2 separate regions of the Homo sapiens genome follow, and region 1 is linked to region 2. Evidence: chromatin loops called from intact Hi-C (ENCODE). Cell type or tissue: K562. All regions are shown on one strand. Each heading gives the region's core, and the rest is flanking DNA. Links, peaks and the distances in the headings are about the cores only. Region 1 overlaps LOC105373418 (a long non-coding RNA gene). Region 2 holds the start of LOC105373418 (a long non-coding RNA gene).

Region 1 (8,330 bases), core at 72-8,071, 52 kb before region 2:
AAAATTAACTGAGCGTGGTGCCAGGCACCTGTAGTCCCAGCTATTCAAGAGGCTGAGGCAGGAGAATCGCTTGAACCAGGGAGGCGGAGGTTGCAGTGAGCTGAGATAGTGCCATTGCACTCCAGCCTGCGCAACAGAGTAAGACTCCGTCTCAAAAGAAAAAATAATAAAATAAAATTGGTATGTGTGTCTTTTTCCTCTGGTCCTCACATCTTCCATGTAAAGGAGATGGATTTTTTTTTCATATTCCTTTCTTCAGACAAGATAAAGGGGTGTTTTTATTTTTTTCAAAGCCAATATTGAGAGTCCAGAAGATGAAACAATGTCCCAAGGTTGTAGGGCTCCTGCTTGTGGAGGTGAGATGTTCTCAAACTCACTGTGCTGGCCCTCACCTGACCACAGCAAGCCCGGCTTCCTTTCACGTCACCTTTCATTCCTGCTTCTCGGAGGCCTCACAGAAGCCGCCCACGGAGAGGCAGGGGTGGGAGGCCACGGAGCACTCGAAGACTTGGGCAGCGCTGGCACAGGACAGTGCAGTGAAATGGGACACACGGACCTGAAATGGGATGACCAGCGTGCCAGCCTTTGTCCCTGCAGTGGCTGCACACAACGATTCACCTTCGTGACTGTTTCAGAAAGCAATTTAGGAAAGCCTGCGAGAAACTGGGTCAATGTGCAGGCCTGAGTGATGACAGGCCCAGGTTTTCCTTGGGAGAAAATTCTCCTGCAGGGACCCAGCTGACGAGGGGTCCAGGGTAAGCATGAATCTACGCGGATCAAGCCCTCAGCAGGATTAGGCTTGTCACTCACACAATCTGTAGGTGTATTTGTGGGATGAGGAGACCTGGAAACTGAGGCTCAGACATGCCAAGTTACCTGCCTAGGAAGTGGACAGCGCCCAAGCTTCTTCCACCAGAGCACAAGGACCAACCCAAGCGGGGTTCCTGGGAGTCAGAGCTTCCGAAGGTGGCTTGTCCTGGACTCTCATCTGCAGCATACCCAAGACTAAAAAATGAGCTGATTCAAGGGAGGGTGTTAGCCGGGTGGCGGGCCCGCGGGGAGCCCGGTATTTTTAGCCATTTTGTCATACAGACCAGGATGGAGAGATGAGAAACCGCAGGGACTGGCACAGGCCTCAGGATGAACTCACGAGGCCCAAAATAGGAGGAGCCCAGCCTCCTGATGCCTGTCCAGGCCTCTGTGCTGAGTCAACCACAGAAGTGCCAGTTGCTTTCTTGCTTTCTTTTTTTCTGGGGCCCCAAATCTCTTTTAGAAGGTATTAAATCAAAGAGAGATTGAGCTAGAAGGAAACTTAAAAGATTTTAGTGTCTAAGCCCTTTCTTTGACAAATGAGGCTAAAAGAGGGGGAGTTTCCTGTAAAGTACTGGCAGGACCCTCACCCTAGGCCCCTTGACCACACCCTGTCTCTGCACCATCGCAGGGCAGAGGGCCGAGGTGGAGTGTGGAGGGCGTGGCCCCGCCGTTAGAAAGCCCTGGGCGTGGATTCCGTCTCGTTGCTCACAAGCTTGGCAGCTTCCAACTACCGCTTTGCTTTCTCTGTGATGCTCATTTCTCAAATCGGGATATTGCGGATTTTTGAGAGATTCCAAGGGGACAACATACAAACATGACTTCTCGTCCTCTTCCTGTTCCACCAACTTCAGGGAATTGGGAGGAAGGAGATCTAACAAGCTGCTGTAGGAGTCCCCGGTAGAACCCTTCCAGCAGCCATTCCCTCCCTCCTCCCCCCAGGAGAACCTGATTGTGTCCAGCATCCTCTCCCCCTGGCCAAGTGCTTCGGGAGGTGGTCAGCGCCCAGCACCAGGGTGCGAGTAAGACGATCCTCAGCCACTTGCCGGCCAATCAGAAATGAAAGGGAATCTGCTGGGGCAAATGGTCCCCGGACGTTGTCATGCATATGTGACATCTGGGCCTAGGGCAGCTTTGCCAGGAAGGGCCTCAACCTGAGGGCTAAGGACAGCAGAGAAGAAAAAAGTAAAGAACTGGAGTCCATGGCTCTGGACTGCTTGTCACGTGAGATCACAGATTGCTCACCCTCTAAGCCATTCCCCTTGGAGGCTTTTGATATTCGAAGCCCACCCAGATCATTCTCACTGCAATGGATGAGTCTGAACAGAAGTACAGTTTTATTTTTAATGCCAAGGCTAACTCAGGACTGAACTCTCCTTGAGGCCCTTTCAAAAGATGGTGCAATTTCATTAATCCAGCAGTCTCCTTGGTCATGCAAAGTTCCTGACCATCCTGGTGCTCCCGATGTGCCTGTGTGTTCGTCTGTGTTGCACTTGGATCCCGAAGTCAGGTGTCCCAGTGATGTCAAAAGAAACTGTGAGGCCAGGCACAGTGCTCATGCCTGTAATCCCAGCACTTTGGGAGGCCAAGGCAGGCAGATCACCTGAGGTCAGGAGTTCGAGACCAGTCTGGCCAACATGGTAAAACCCCACCTCTACTAAAAATACAAAAATTAGCGGGGTGTAGTGGTGAGCACCTGTAGTCCCAGCTACTTGGGAGGCTGAGACAGAATTGCTTGAACCCAGGAGGCGGAGGTTGCAGTGAGCTGAGATCACACCACTGCACTCCAGCCTGGGCAACAGAGCCAGACTCCATCTCAAAAAAAAAAAAAAAAAAAAAAAAGAAGAAGAAAAATTGGAGGGACTGTTTGTTCACTGCCTCCTGAGAGCTTCACGTGACCTCTGGGGGCACACCACCAGAGTCTGTGTCCCACCCTCCCTCGTGGGTCAGGTCTGGCTGTGGGGAGCCTGCATTTGTCCCTCCCAGTGGCAGCCAGGCCTGGGCTTTCTCCTCAAACTGTCTCCCTGCCCCTTGGCCCTTTCACACTGAACCACAGAGTTTAATCTGGAAGAGGGGCTAGAGAGAGGGACTGTGAAGATGGTGGCCAAGCCAGGTGAGGCAATGGTGGGAGGGAGGGAGATGGGTGACAAGATTCAATTCCTGAACTGTCAAAGGTGAGGTCTCTGCTGGTCTCAGGACTCCATTCTCGGCTCTAAAGACCCAGGCAAGCAGATGTCATTTGAAGGCCAGAAATTTGGGAAGACATAAAATCAATATTTATTGAGCAACTACTGTGTTCCAGGAACCATCCTTTATGAATGAGGTTGCTATGCTATCCCCATTTTACAGGTGATGAGACTGAGGCTCAGAGGGTGGAGAGCACCAAATCGAGCATCAAATCCAGGTCAGAAATCTGGTGGGTTTAGCTCCGAAGCCTGTGCTTTCCACAGCACCGACTGCCCTCAGGCGTCACATTAAGGACGCACAGAGTAAACTGGACTCATGACAGCTTTCATGTGAGAGCGATCTCACTGCACTTGGCTTTTTAGTAAGAGGCAAAAGATTTATATGATCTGAAGAGAAACCTTTTTTAGGAAAATTAAGCACGATGGGTTCCATGTGCCTCCCTACTGGGAAGAGCGAGGCTGCTGGCTGCAGTGGGTGGGTGGCTCTTTTCCTGGACGGGTCCTGCTTCTCATCACTCTGCTAGGCTAGGGGGAGCCCCAGGCTCTGCTACCTCCACTCCCGCCATCACTAGCTGGTCCCCACCACCAACCCAGGAAGGGAAGCTTATTGGAATAGCACAGTATGTCTGTGTATGCAAGTGGTTTTGTGTGTGTGTGTGTGTGTCTGTGTGTAGCTAAAACTCAAGTCTTGGTTGAGGAGGGAGTGAAACTAAAAGGTCTGTATATTTATTTGACTAGGCCCAAGTGGGGATGTGTACGTGGGTGTGTGTGTGCTGGTGTGTGTGTAACCTAATGTTGTTTGTGTCCATGAGGCTGAATTTCAACTCAGGATCCTGCATCCCAGCTCCTTCTGGCCAGCATGAGGAGGCTGGCGTAACTGGGGAGGAATCTGCTAGGACTCGCTGTGAAGCTACACTGGTTTCCTCTCAGATGGATCTGGACTGGTCTGGATGAGCCACAGATTCTGAATCCCCCAGGGGCCGCATTTCCTTCCTATAATCCCTTTCTGTTGTTAGACCGCGCGAGTGAAATCAGATTGAGGCTGATTTGCAGGAAGCACCTGAAACAAAATATTCCGAGGTTGCCTCAGGACCTGCCTGGGGTCCTGGGGTGTCAGGGCCACAGAGTCCACAAAGGAGCCAAAGGGACTAAGCTGCACTCTTCCTGCCTGGGGCCAAGGCCTGAGCACCCCCTTCTCACACTGCCTCCCCACTGCCCTCCACCAGGAAAGACCTCACCAACAGGAGCTCAAGGAGCGTGAACACCAAGGGGGCACACAGCATTTATTTTTCCTGTCCCTCTCAGTTGTCGTTTGTGAAGGAACACTGGAGCCAGTGCTTCCCCACTCTTGCCCTCGCTTTTGTTTTTTGTTTTTTTGGAGACGGAGTTTCACTCTTGTTGCCCAGACTGGAGTGTAATGGCATGATCTTGGCTCACCACAACCTCAGCCTCAGCCTCCCGGGTTCAAGCAATTCTCCTGCCTCAGCCTCCCGGGTTCAAGCAATTCTCCTGCCTCAGCCTCCTGAGTAGCTGGGATTACAGGCATGCGCCACCACACCTGGCTAATTTTGTATGTTTAGTAGAGACGGGGGTTTCTCCATGTTGGTCAGGCTGGTCTCGAACTCCCGACCTCAAGTGATCCACCCACCTTGGCCTCCCAAAGTGCTGGGATTACAGGTGTGAGCCACCGTGCCCAGCCTTGCCCTCGCTCTTAATGACCCCCAAGCTCTATCTATAACAGGGACGAAGAAGTCCATCTTGTTAACAAAAGTTTGAGCCTCCATCTCCTTCCCAGAAACCCCCCTACCTTCCCCTTCTCAGGCCTAGGAAGGCCTCGCGGCAAGTGGAAGGGGTACTCCTCTGAGTGTTGGGGCCTCTGTCCCTCATCAGCAGCATCTCTGGCCAGCCAGTCAGCTTCCTAAGTCCTTGTTCTTCATTTGTGAGCAGAGCTAAGGTTTACTCCTAGCTCGCTAGATGCAGCCTCTCATGCCTGCAATCCCAGTGTTTTGAGAGGCCAAGGCGGGAGGATCGCTTGAGGCCAGTTCAAGACTAGCCTGGGCAATTTGACGAGACGCCCTCTACAAAAAATCGAAAAAACTCCGTGGTGGTTCATGCCTGTAGTCCTAGCTACTGAGGAGCATCACTTGAGCCCAGGAGTTCAAGGGTGCAGTGAGCTATGATCATACCACTGCAGTCCTCCTGCCGTAGACCCTGTCTCTAAAAATAAAAATAAAATGAAAAAAAAAAAAAAAAAGAATGTGGATCCAACTCCTGGGAAGTAGAAGCTGTTGGCGTTAGAACTTTGCCCACCTTTTCTCTATCATGTATGTAAAACATCTTTTTCTTTCATTATCTGCACATATTTTATTCTGGTTATTATTTACATATCTTTTTCCATTATGTACTTGCAACGTTCCTGAATCCTTTTATTTAAGATGTAAATAGCATACAGTGGGTTTAAAAAAAACAAATAGTTTCACGATTTTTGTCTTTTGTAACAAGATTATCTAGGCCGGGCACAGTGGATCGTGCCTGTAATCCCAGCACTTTGGGAGGCCAAGGTGGGCGGATCCCTTGAGGTCGGGAGTTTGAGACCAGCCTGGTCAACATGGAAACCCCGTCTCCACTAAAAATACAAAAATTAGCTGGCTTGATTGTGCATGCTTGTAATCCCAGCTACTCAGGAGGCTGAGGCAGAAGAATCATTTGAACCCAGGAGGTGGAGCTTGCAGTGAGCCGAGATCGTGCCATCGCACCCCAGCCTGAGCGGCAGAGCAAGACTCTATCTCAAAAAAACCAAACAAACAAAAAAAGACAAGATTATCTAATCTATTTACATTTTACATAATTTCTGATATATTTCTATTTAAATATACCATTTTTGTGATAATGGTATTTTAGTATTATAATTTTAAAGTCTTTAATAAAAATACACTCTACAATGTTTATGAATAAAATAACATGATGTCTGAGATTTGTTTTAAAATACTTTAGGAAAAAGTGTGAAAGATAAATGAAACTAGACTGTTAAGTATTAGAATAATGGATGCATAAGGTTCATTATACTATTCTGTATATTTTGTTTTTATTTATTTAGAGACAGGGTCTCAATCTGTTGCCCACGCTGAAATGCAGTGTTACGGTCATAGCTCACGGCAACCTCGAGCTGCTGGGATCAAGCAATCCTCCTGCCTCAGGCTCCAAAGTAGCTAGACTACAGGCCTATACCACCATACCTGGCTAATTTTGATTTAATTTAATTTTTTTTTTCAGAGACAAGGTTTTACAGTGTTGCCCAGGCTAGTCTCAAACTCCTGGGCTTCAGCAATCTTCCTACCTCAATCTTCCAAAATGTCCGGATTACTGGTGTGAGGTACCATGCCTGGCCTATTTTTGTGGTACTTAATTTCCTGTAATAAAAAGTGTTTTTTAATCTGCCTTTTTTTTTTTTTTTTAAAGAAATGGAGTGTTGCTATATTACCCAGGCCGGAGTGCAGTTGCTATTCACACGCACAGTCATGGCACATGCTATAGCCTGGAACTCTTGGGCTCAAGGGATCCTCCTGCCTCAGCCATTAAGTAGTACATACTACAGGTGTATGCCACCGCACCTGGCCACCTGGCTCTCTATCTTTATACTTTCTAGTTGTCCTGCCTATTTTATGTTTCTTTTTCTCTCATATCTAGCCTTCTCTTAGATTGATTATTTTTTAGCATTCTACTTTTCCCTTTTATTCATTTGGAAGTTACATACACTGTTTCCATTTATTCAGAGTTTACTGTTGAAATTGCAACATGCATTCTTAGCTTAACCAAGTCTAACATTAATCAATATTTTAGCCCTCCCCTCTCCATTTAACTGCATTTATTCCTCCCTCAACTTATCTGCAACTGTTTTCATGTATTTTAATTCTATTTTTAAGCCCTTCAGGACATTATGATCATTGCCTAGTGTAGTCTGTGTTCATTTAGATTTATTCACACATTCACCAGTTTCTTTGTTCCTCATTTCCTTTTGTACCACAGACTTTCCAACTGGAATTATCCTTTTTCTAACTGAAGTACATCCTTTAGAATTTAAGTCTTTGTGTGACAAACTCTCTCAACTGTCCTTGTATGAAACTGTCTTTATTTCTGAAAGACGTTTGTGTGGAGTGTGGGAGTCTAAGTTAGCAATTATTGCCAGCCCGTTGAATTGTTATCTTGGGCTTCTAGAGTTGCTTTGAGAAGTCAGCTCTCAGTCCCTCTGGCTCGTGTGCATTTTTCTCTCTAGCTACTTCCCAGGTTATCACTTTCTGGTGGTTTTTCTGAAGTTTCACGGTGACGTATTGCAGTGTAGATTTCATTTTATTTATCCAGTTTAGGATTCACTGTGATTCTTTAATTTGCGGATCGATGCCTTTTATTAGTTCCACAAAATTCTCAGCCATGATCTCCTCAAATATCACCTCTGCCACATTGTCTTTCTCTTCTCTTTCTAGGCTTTCAGCCTATATTGGGCTTTTTCGCTCTATATCTCTTGCCTTGTCACTGGAATCTTCCATCTTTTTGTCTTTCCATGCTGCACTCCGGAAACGTTTTTCTAACCTATTTTACAATTCACTAATATATCTCTTCTGCTATGTACAAACTGCTATGAAATCCGTCCTTTTGGTTTTTATTTCAATTATTGCATTTTATTATTTCTACAAGTTCTATGAGGTTCTTTCTCAAATTTTCTATGTGACTTCTGAAAGATTCCTATTGCCTAAAGAATCTTCAAGCCTGCATTTGATTTTGTTAGTCACTATAGCTTCTAATACTCTGGTTCTTGCCTATTTTCTGTGAGAGCCTAATTGTCTGTGACAGGTCTGCTCATTGTATTCAAAAGGAATAATTTGCCACCCATTGATAAAGACGCCTCCCCAAAGAGGATATATATTTGTTCCTTCTAGGCACCAGGTTCAAGGCTTGAGAGTTTCTGACCCAGGTGAGGCAGGAGAATACGGTCTGGAGGCAGGGAACCTAAGGCGGGTTCACACTGATTTCCCAGAACTGAATCAAAAGGAAAAACTCCTTTTTGTAACCCCTCTCCCCTTTTTCTGCCTCACAGATGAAAAATGAAAATACTTCTGACTGGTCCCTTCCTGCGACCAATGAGACTGGTCGTGGGCCTAGTCTTAATTTGCATAGGGGTATAACTTTGTAACTTCATTTCAGCTTCTGATTGGTCGCTTCCACGACCAATCAGACTGGTTGTGGGCCACTACTTCATTTACATAGGGTGTAAACCAAGTAACCAATGGGAAACCTCTAGAGGGTATTTAAACCCCAGAAAAGTCTATAACCCCCCAC
Region 2 (8,330 bases), core at 73-8,072:
GTGTTTAGTCAGCTGTCTTTTGAATGCAAGCTTCAGATAATTTTTCTTAGCACAGGATCTGTTCTGAATTGTCATTGCTCATTTTATGACCATAAACTACTTTTGTAAATGATTTCTCTTTTATAAAATGGATTAGAGCATGCAATGGTCAAATTTGCCCTAAAGTCCTCTCACACATCTTACGGGAATGATATGGGAGGATGTCCTTCACCATCTAAATAGGCTGTAATTTTGAAATATTTATGAATTGATAGGATCAGAGGATTATGTAAAACTCCTGTACGATCATAATCGCCTCTCTGTCTCACACAAGAATGGGTGTGGGGGTTAACATTGTGAAAATAAAATAGAAAAAGACGGCTCAGGCTGAGTGCAGTGGCTCACGTCTGTAATCCCAGCATTTTGGGAGGCCAAGGCGGGCAGATCACTTGAGGCCAGGAGTTCAAAACCAGTCTGGCCAAGATGTCGAAATCCTGTCTCTACTAAAAATACAAAAATTAGCTGGGCATGGTGGCACGTGCCTGTAGTCCCAGCTACTCAGGAGGCTGAGGCAGGAGAATTGCTTGAACCCAGGAGGCGGAGGTGGCAGTGAGCCCAGATCACGCCACTGCACTCCAGCCTGGGCAACAGAGTGAGACTCTGTCTCAAAAACATAAAAAAAAATAAAAATAAAAAGATGCCTTGGAGTGACCTTGGATGCCTCTTGACTTCCGCATCTAATCAATATCTCTGCAATCTCTCTCACCACCCTCCTGCACACCCCCCCACCCCACTGCCACTGTCATCATCACCTCTGAAGTTCTCTGCAGCCGCCTCCTACCCCAAATCCTCCAACCTATCCTTTACAATGTAGCTAGGGGGACTTTTCTTAAAAATCCCATCAGGTGCCCCTCGGGCTTAAAAGCATTGATGATAGAGACAGAAAGTAGGATGGTGGCAGTTGCCAGGAACTAGGGGGAGGGTAGCATCGGAGGTTAGTGTTAAATGGGTGCAGTTTCAGTTTTACAAGATGAAAGAGTTCTGGAGATGGATGGTGGTGCTGGCTGCACAGCATTTTGAATGCATTTAGTGCCACTGGACTGTACACTTAAAAAGGGTTTACATGGTAAATTTTATGTTATGTATGTTATCACAATAAAAAATCAATTTAAAAAGTATCTGATAATTTCTAATGGTCTCAGGATACAATGTCTTTTCCTCAGGGAGATACTCAAGGGTCCGAAGAATGTGGTTTCAGGCCAGGCGCAGTGACTCATACCTGTAATCCCAGCACTTTTGGAGGCTGAGGAAGGAGAATCGCTTGAGGCCAGGAGCTTGAGACCAGCCTGGGCAACATAGCAAGACCTCTGTCTCTACAAAAATAAGAAAATAAAACAAAATGTAAAACTCAATGGGTTAAAAAAAAACTCAGAAGGTTTTAAAGATTGGGGTAAAAGGAATGTGGTCCCAATCTTTTGTTTTGTTTTGTTTGAGACGGAGTCTCGCTCTTCGCCCAGGTTGGAGTGCAGTGGCGTGATCTCAGCTCACTGCAACCTCCGCCTCCCAAGTTCAAGTGATTCTCCTGCCTCAGCCTTCCAAGTAGCTGGGATTACAGGCACCCACGACCACGCCCGGCTAATTCTTGTATTTTTAGTAGAGATGGGGGTTTCACCATCTTGGCCAGGCTGGTCTCGAACTCCTGACGTCGTGATCCACCCACCTCGGCCTCCCAAAGTGCTGGGATTACAAGCGTGAGCCACCGTGCCCAGCCGTGTGGTCCCAATCTTCAGCAACAACCTCACCTCCCACCTCCTTGCCTGCTGCCCACATGCACACCATATCCCAACAAATCTGTTCCAAAATCGCCACGCCTTCTCATGACTCCTTGCCCTGTACATGCTGTTCCTTCTCTCTGGGATGCACCTCTCCCTCTACCAATGGCTGGGAACATCTTAAGACCCATTTAAATAAGTCATCTCCTCTGCAAAGCCTTCACACCTCCACACACTTGGCACCCGATGTGACCTTCTTCTCAAAGGCACAGGCCATGTCTTTGTCCCCTAGGTCTCCCCAAGGCCTAGCAGACACTCAGTGAATGTTTATTAACTGTTTAATGAATACGAGTTTTGTCCTCATCCTGGGGGAGCTTGACAAGACCTACATAAATGAAGTAATTCATTTCTAAAAAGTGTGATGCAATCTAGAGGTAGAATCGCAACTTCAACAAGAGAGAGATCTTTGTGGGTCACGGAGGAGGGCAAGTCTGGGGAGGGAAAAGCCTTCCAGGTAGGGACATCAATGACAGCAAAGCTCCCCCAACCTTTTCCAGAGAGAGAAAGATGAGATCCAGGCTAAGGCTTTTCCCAGGCTCCAGCTTTTGCACACTGTCCATGCATGGCTTTTGCTTTTTTTTTTCTGCCACGTAGACTGGAAACCCAAGTATAACTGCAGGGGATGTGCTATTTTCAGGCTGCCCAGCCTCTGAAGCCCCTTCCTTTGTTGGAAGAATTCCCCGCTTTATGAACCTTAGTGGGAAGTGGAGCCCACTTTTCACTTTGAAAGGTGTACATTCCAGATACTTACTCCCCCTAGCTTATCTTGAACCTTGGCGTGGCACGTGACTCGGACCTGGCCAGACACCACAGCCAGGATTTTGAATCTGGAGTGAATGACCCAAAGCAGCAGGGACTGTGGAGAATTCCTTTGTGGGGCAGCAGCAAGGCTTAGTGTCATGGATTTCAAATGAGAGTAGAGGGTCCTGGACCGTGTCGGCGTCCAGGTTCCAGGACCTGGTGCCACGGAGTCAGTGCAGCATGGTCTGATGTCTGCTGTTCAGTGGCAGAAGCAACAGGGATCTCCCTGGGAGAGGTCTGCAGGGTGATTTTGGCCATTGGTTCTAGCTGCACACCCTCCCAGCGCCTGCTCATTCGATAAGCCTGCTTCACCAGCCTTCCTCACAATCAGTAAGAAGTAATAGTCTTATATTCAAATCCACTAGAGTTGGTTTCTTTCGCTTGCAAATAAGGACTCTGATATAGTAATTAATACAGACCAAGCAAGGCCCCTGGAATTCAGGAAAGGGAAGGAAAATATGCATTTTCTGAGCATCTACTAGGTGCTTACTAGTGTTCTACAAAATTCAGCTAATGTTCCTAGATGTGCTTTTTTCCTGGATGCTTTGAGGATCTTGGAGTGATAATTTCATCTGTGCTGCCCAGACCTCTGAGAGTGCAGGGGCTGTCAGAGCCCTGCTTCATCAGCATCATTTCCAGGCCGAGGTTTCAGCATCAGCCTCCAGATCCCAGCCCTGGCAGGGACAGCTTATATGGCAGCTACAACTGTCCAGCAAAGACCCAAGACTGCCTGCTTTGGCCTGGTGAGCTAAATCCTCATTTCACTAACTTCTTGCGTTTTTTATTTTAATCTCTCTCATTTGGTCTCATGTCCTAAATCTCTTGGCTCAAGAAGCGACAAGTTGCTACCTTTTGTCCTCTATTTCAGGAAGTTTGTGTGACGGTTGTAGCAGCTGGATTCCGTCTGAACACATTCCAGCAATTTGTCTGCTGCAGGATCCTTCAGAGTGAGGCTGGCCACATCAGTCTGGTCAGCTGCATCTCTGAGTTTCAGAACCAGGATCAGGGAGTGTGGCTGGGATCGTTTGCATCAATTATAGCAATTGCTGTCCCTAGGCAGAGAGCATCTCATATTAATAGCTGAGTGGGTTGGCAAAACTCCTTTTTTTTCCAGAGGTGACTTTTGATATAACAAACTTTTATGTATTTTGTCTAGATGAATGAGGGCCCCAAATATCTTACCTGGGTTTTCCCTGGTTTAAGGAAATCCAGAAGAGAAATCATCCAAATAAATCAGCGTGATTGATCACATTCAAAAGGGTTCTTTTCTCTCTCTGCAAAAGGTTTCTTCACTGGGTTCTCTTAACTGTCAGGCCTTCTGGTGCAGTTGAGAATTTGTTTACAGAACTGGACATGACTAAGGGGAAGGAGGGCGGTCAGGGGCTGCCTGGATCTTCCAGCCCCTCCCAGCTAGAGTCACGGGTGCCTCCAGCTGTGTGCTGGAGCCTGGCCAGAGCCTGAAGCTGTCCTGACCAGCAGCCTCAGCTCTGTCCTTTGGGCACTGTGCACTGGCCTATGGACTCCTCCTTCCATCCTTTGTGAATTCGTGCATTTGGCCATTGCTTTCTTGGCACCCAGCGTATCTGCCAAGCACTCTGCTAGGCACTGGGGCTACACAGGCAAATCACATGGACGTAGCACGCCCTCTCTGAGATACCTTCAGCTATTGGACAAGTGGACCAGGGGAAGCAACATCAAGTAACTACCTGCTTGGGGAATCCAGGATGGGGGAGCTCACCTAGCTGAGAGGGGCTCAGAGCCCTAGAACACCCCATGGAGAAAGTGCCATTTCCTTGAAGACCTGAGAGATGAGCAGGTAGCCAGGGGAAGATGGCAGCAGAGCAAAGCCCAGAAGAGGCTGAAGCAGAGAGAAGGAATGGAGCCAGGAGAGAAGACAGGAGAGGAGTGGGGGAGCTCCTCACCAGCCTTCCTCCGTGGAGCTTCCTAACAACCCTGCGGGGTAGGACTCTTACTACCATCATCCCCATTTTATAAATGGGGAAACTGAGGCACAGAGCGGCCAGCTGACCTGCCCAAAGTCACATATCTTGTGAGTAGTGCAGCCATGATTTGAACCCAGGTCATCTGGCTCCTGAGTCCAACCACCATGCTGAGCTGCAGCTGAGTAACGGTGAAGGGTTTTAAGTCACAAAGCAAAATGAAGGTCACACTTGCACTTTTCACAGAGCTGCTCCTGCTGAAGGGGTTGAGGGTAGCACAGTGAGTCTCCCAGCATGGCCTGTGCTTTTAAAGTGCCCATGTGCTTGGTGCTGAGCTGGTTAGGGCAGGAGGGGGAGAGGCAGAAGAGTCCTCTGCACCATGGCTGCCTAGCTCTCCTGGCTGGTCACATTCCGACATTGTATCCAGATCCACCTTTTCGGGAGTCAGCCCTGTCCAAAAGCAATTCCAGCACAAACAGAAACACCTGTGCCTTCCTCCCCTTTCCCAGGGGCCCCTCCACTGGGCAGCAGGAAGGATGGAAACACAGACTGGCATGACCTCAGTTGCTGTCCCCACAGGGGTCCCTTTCACTCCATAGCCTTCTGGTGCCTGAGCCCACACTCATGTTTCCCTTCTCTCAACTCCCATAGCACTTATTGTGAGAAGCACACAATCAACTCCTGTGTGCATTGTTCTCTAGCTGTTTTGTGGTCATTCATCTCTTCAACTATCTCGAATTGTCTGGAGATGAGTCATAATTAGGGAGATGATTATGTACCAAAACTTAAAAAAATCCCAACTCTCATATATGTCCAGAGAGACAGAGAGAGAAGGTATATGTCTACATATAATATGAAGCAAAAAATATGAAATATAATGACCATTTTTTTTGTGATGATTAAGGCTAATTGCTGCGTACCTAGGGCCTGCCTGGGATATATGGGCCATGTACCCCGATGCTAACTGGCCCTGGCCTCTCCAGGTTTTTCATGAGCTCTTTATGGGTTTGTTGTCTCTGCCTTGTCCACTGATTGCCTTGCATAGACCATAGATATGGGCTCCTCAAAGCCCTAGCTGTTACTCTACTCAAAATCATCTGCGGAAATGTGGAGTAGATTTCAGATGAAGTGTCGGGACTAATTCTGCTCCCACCTTCTAAGTAACCACTTCTAGACTGCTGTGGACCAGGAAACCTGGTAACTGAACATCTTGCAACTGAAGAGAAAGGGGATCTTCCCTGCCTTTGCTGACCTCCAGGTTAGGCACCCACCTCTGTGCTCTCGGTCAAGCTCCTTCTAAGCACAGACTGTATCTTAATCATGCTGGAAACCCCAGCCCTTAGGACAGCATCTGGCACGTTGAAGATCTTTAAATATTTTGTGGAATGAATTAGCAGGAAATTGAGTCTGAGTGAGGGCCTGGAGAACACTCCTCTACGTCTTGCATGTGTGAGCATCAGTGTGTGATCTTGCGACAGCTTTCTGATGGCTCAGGGACCTTCTGTTCTGGCTTGAAGGTTCTGGGTGTATTCTTCCGAGCAGATGCAATCCTGTATCTACGGAACATCTGCTGAAGACACAGCTCTGCCTTGCGTGCTTTCCTTCTGTGACTTTACTATTCTAGTGACTCTGCATATGGTTGGGCACATACTAAGCACACAATGCCAATGGTCAGCATTATTGGAAATGCGTCCTGAATGGTCTGGATCCACTCTCCAAACAAGCCTTCACTGAATGCCTTCCGTGGCCCAGTAAAGTCACCAGGGACATGGAGGTCAGATGTAACTTCTCCCACTGGGAGGTAGCAGTCTGATGGTGGCAGTGGGAGAGGAGGGGAACCATGTAGACAATTAAAGGGAACAGACAAGGGACAAGAAGGCACCTCTTTCGCTGCTGGATGTGTCGAGCGTAAAAACAGAGCCTTCCGTATGAAAATAAAATCAGTTGCTGACTCAGGGGTAGATACATATTCATCCACCCACCAACCTCAAATAACTAAACATTGTTCCCAGGCCAGCAAACACTGGAGCTTCTGTCTTCCATTGCAGGTAGCACAGATTCTTGTTTGTTGTAGTAGAAGATAAAAATCAGACAGACCTGTTTTTAAGTCTTTACTCTAAAGTTTACCAATTGGGATAGGTAATTGAACCTCTCTGAGCATCAGTTTAGTCAGCCAGTGGGAACTATAATACCTAAGTTTACCCAGCTGTTGAGCGTTCACCGAATACAAGATAACAAACAAACAATCAAACAAACAAACCCTTACCCTCAAGAGGCTCATGGTCTGGTAAGGGAGAGAAGAGAGACTGATATGTTGCAGACATACATTAAAAGCTATTAAAAGATATCCATATCTGGCCAGGCGTGGTGGCTAACGCCTGTATTCCCAGCCACTTTGGGAAGTCAAGGTGGGCAGATCACCTGAGGTCAGGGGTTCAAGACCAGCCTGACCAACATGGTGAAACCCCATCTCTACCAAAAATACAAAAATTAGCCAGGCGTGGTGGCATGTGCCTGTAGTCCCAGCTACTTAGGAGGCTGAGGCAGAAGAATTGCTTGAACCCGGGAAGTAAAGGTTGCAGTGAGCCGAGATGATGCCACTGCACTCCAGCCTGGGCAACAGAGTGAGGCTCCATTTAAAAAAAAAAAAAAAAGATATCTATATCATTTGTTGGGTAAAAAAAAAAAAGGTTACTAAATGCATTCAACAGAATACACACATGTATTTATATGTATGTGTACGTGTGTAGAGAGAGAGATTTATTATAAGGAATCTGCTCACACAGTTATGGATGCTGGCAAGTTCAAAACCTGCAGGCCAGCAGGCTGTAGACCCAGGAGAGCTCACGTTCCCTCTCTAGTTCTAAAGGCATCTATGGGGGACCCAGGAAGGGCCGGCGCTTCGGATGGAGTCTGAAGGCAGTCTGCTGGAGAATTCCCTCTTGCTCAAATAAGGATGCTCTTTGTGTGTTCTTTTCAGGTTTCTGATTTGATGAGGCCCACCCACATTAGGGAGTGCAAACTGCTTATTCAAAGTCTACCGATTTAGGCCAGGCACAGTGGCCCATGCCTGTAATCCTAGCACTTTGGGAGGCCGAGGCAGGTGGATCACTTGAGGTCAGGAGTTCAAGACCAGCCTGGCCAACGTGATGAAACCCTGTCTCTACTAAAAATACAAAAATTATCCAGGTGTGGTGGTTCACGCCTATAATTCCAGCCACTCGGGAGGCTGAGGCAGGAGAATCGCTTGAACCAGGGAGGTGGAGGCTGCAGTGAGCCAAGATCACACCACTGCACTCCAGCCTGGGTGACAGAGCGAGACTCTGTCTCAAAAAACAAAACCAAAAAAAACACCACCAACAACAAAGCCCACCGATTTAAATGTTACACCCTCAAAGAAACACCCAGAATAGTGTTTGACTAAGTATCTGGGCATTGTGACCCACCAAGTTGACACATGCAACTAACCATCACCCTGAACAAAGTGAATCAAGTTTCAAACTAAGGAATATGTAGAAAAACTTTCTTGACCAGGCTCCCTTGATTTCCCTGCCTGTGTGTGACTCTACGAAACCTCATTTAGCACCCACAGGCCAGAGTTGGGGGGCAACTTTCTCTGCCCACTGCACAGAAGCACCAATAATAATTATATGAAGAGTTTGGGTGAAAAGTCCCACTCAGATGTTTGCTTGTCACTAAACTAGCTGCCATATGGCAGGAAAGGAAGAAGTTTCTGGTGATCCACTGGTCTGAGCAAATAAATCACTGAAACGATTTA

The links. Hi-C counts contacts between places; a loop is a spot of excess contacts. Peaks named below come from ENCODE experiments on the same cell type or tissue, not always from the same donor. Only the 100,000 strongest peaks of a DNase experiment are listed, where the experiment ranks them.
Region 1: it touches region 2 in a loop (1.9-fold over the local background); 22 of 110 quality-filtered maps call a loop at or near these places.

Annotation. Positions count from the first base shown.
Region 1 is chr2:9,686,114-9,694,443 of GRCh38, reverse strand. All of the region lies in intron 3 of LOC105373418 (a long non-coding RNA gene), which reads right to left. Among named protein-coding and RNA genes, the nearest start is that of YWHAQ, 59 kb to the right of the region's middle. RefSeq lists enhancers at 1,286-1,345, 1,499-2,298. In K562, for the core only: a CTCF peak has its summit at 3,522; DNase peaks (open chromatin) are centred at 3,544 and 7,220.
Region 2 is chr2:9,634,386-9,642,715 of GRCh38, reverse strand. LOC105373418 (a long non-coding RNA gene) reads right to left here and starts at 3,971. Exons shown (of 4, transcript NR_187866.1): 1 at 3,795-3,971; 2 at 1,259-1,352. RefSeq lists an enhancer at 894-943. In K562, for the core only: no CTCF peak of the experiment used is centred there; a DNase peak (open chromatin) is centred at 4,005; H3K27me3 peaks cover 595 bases.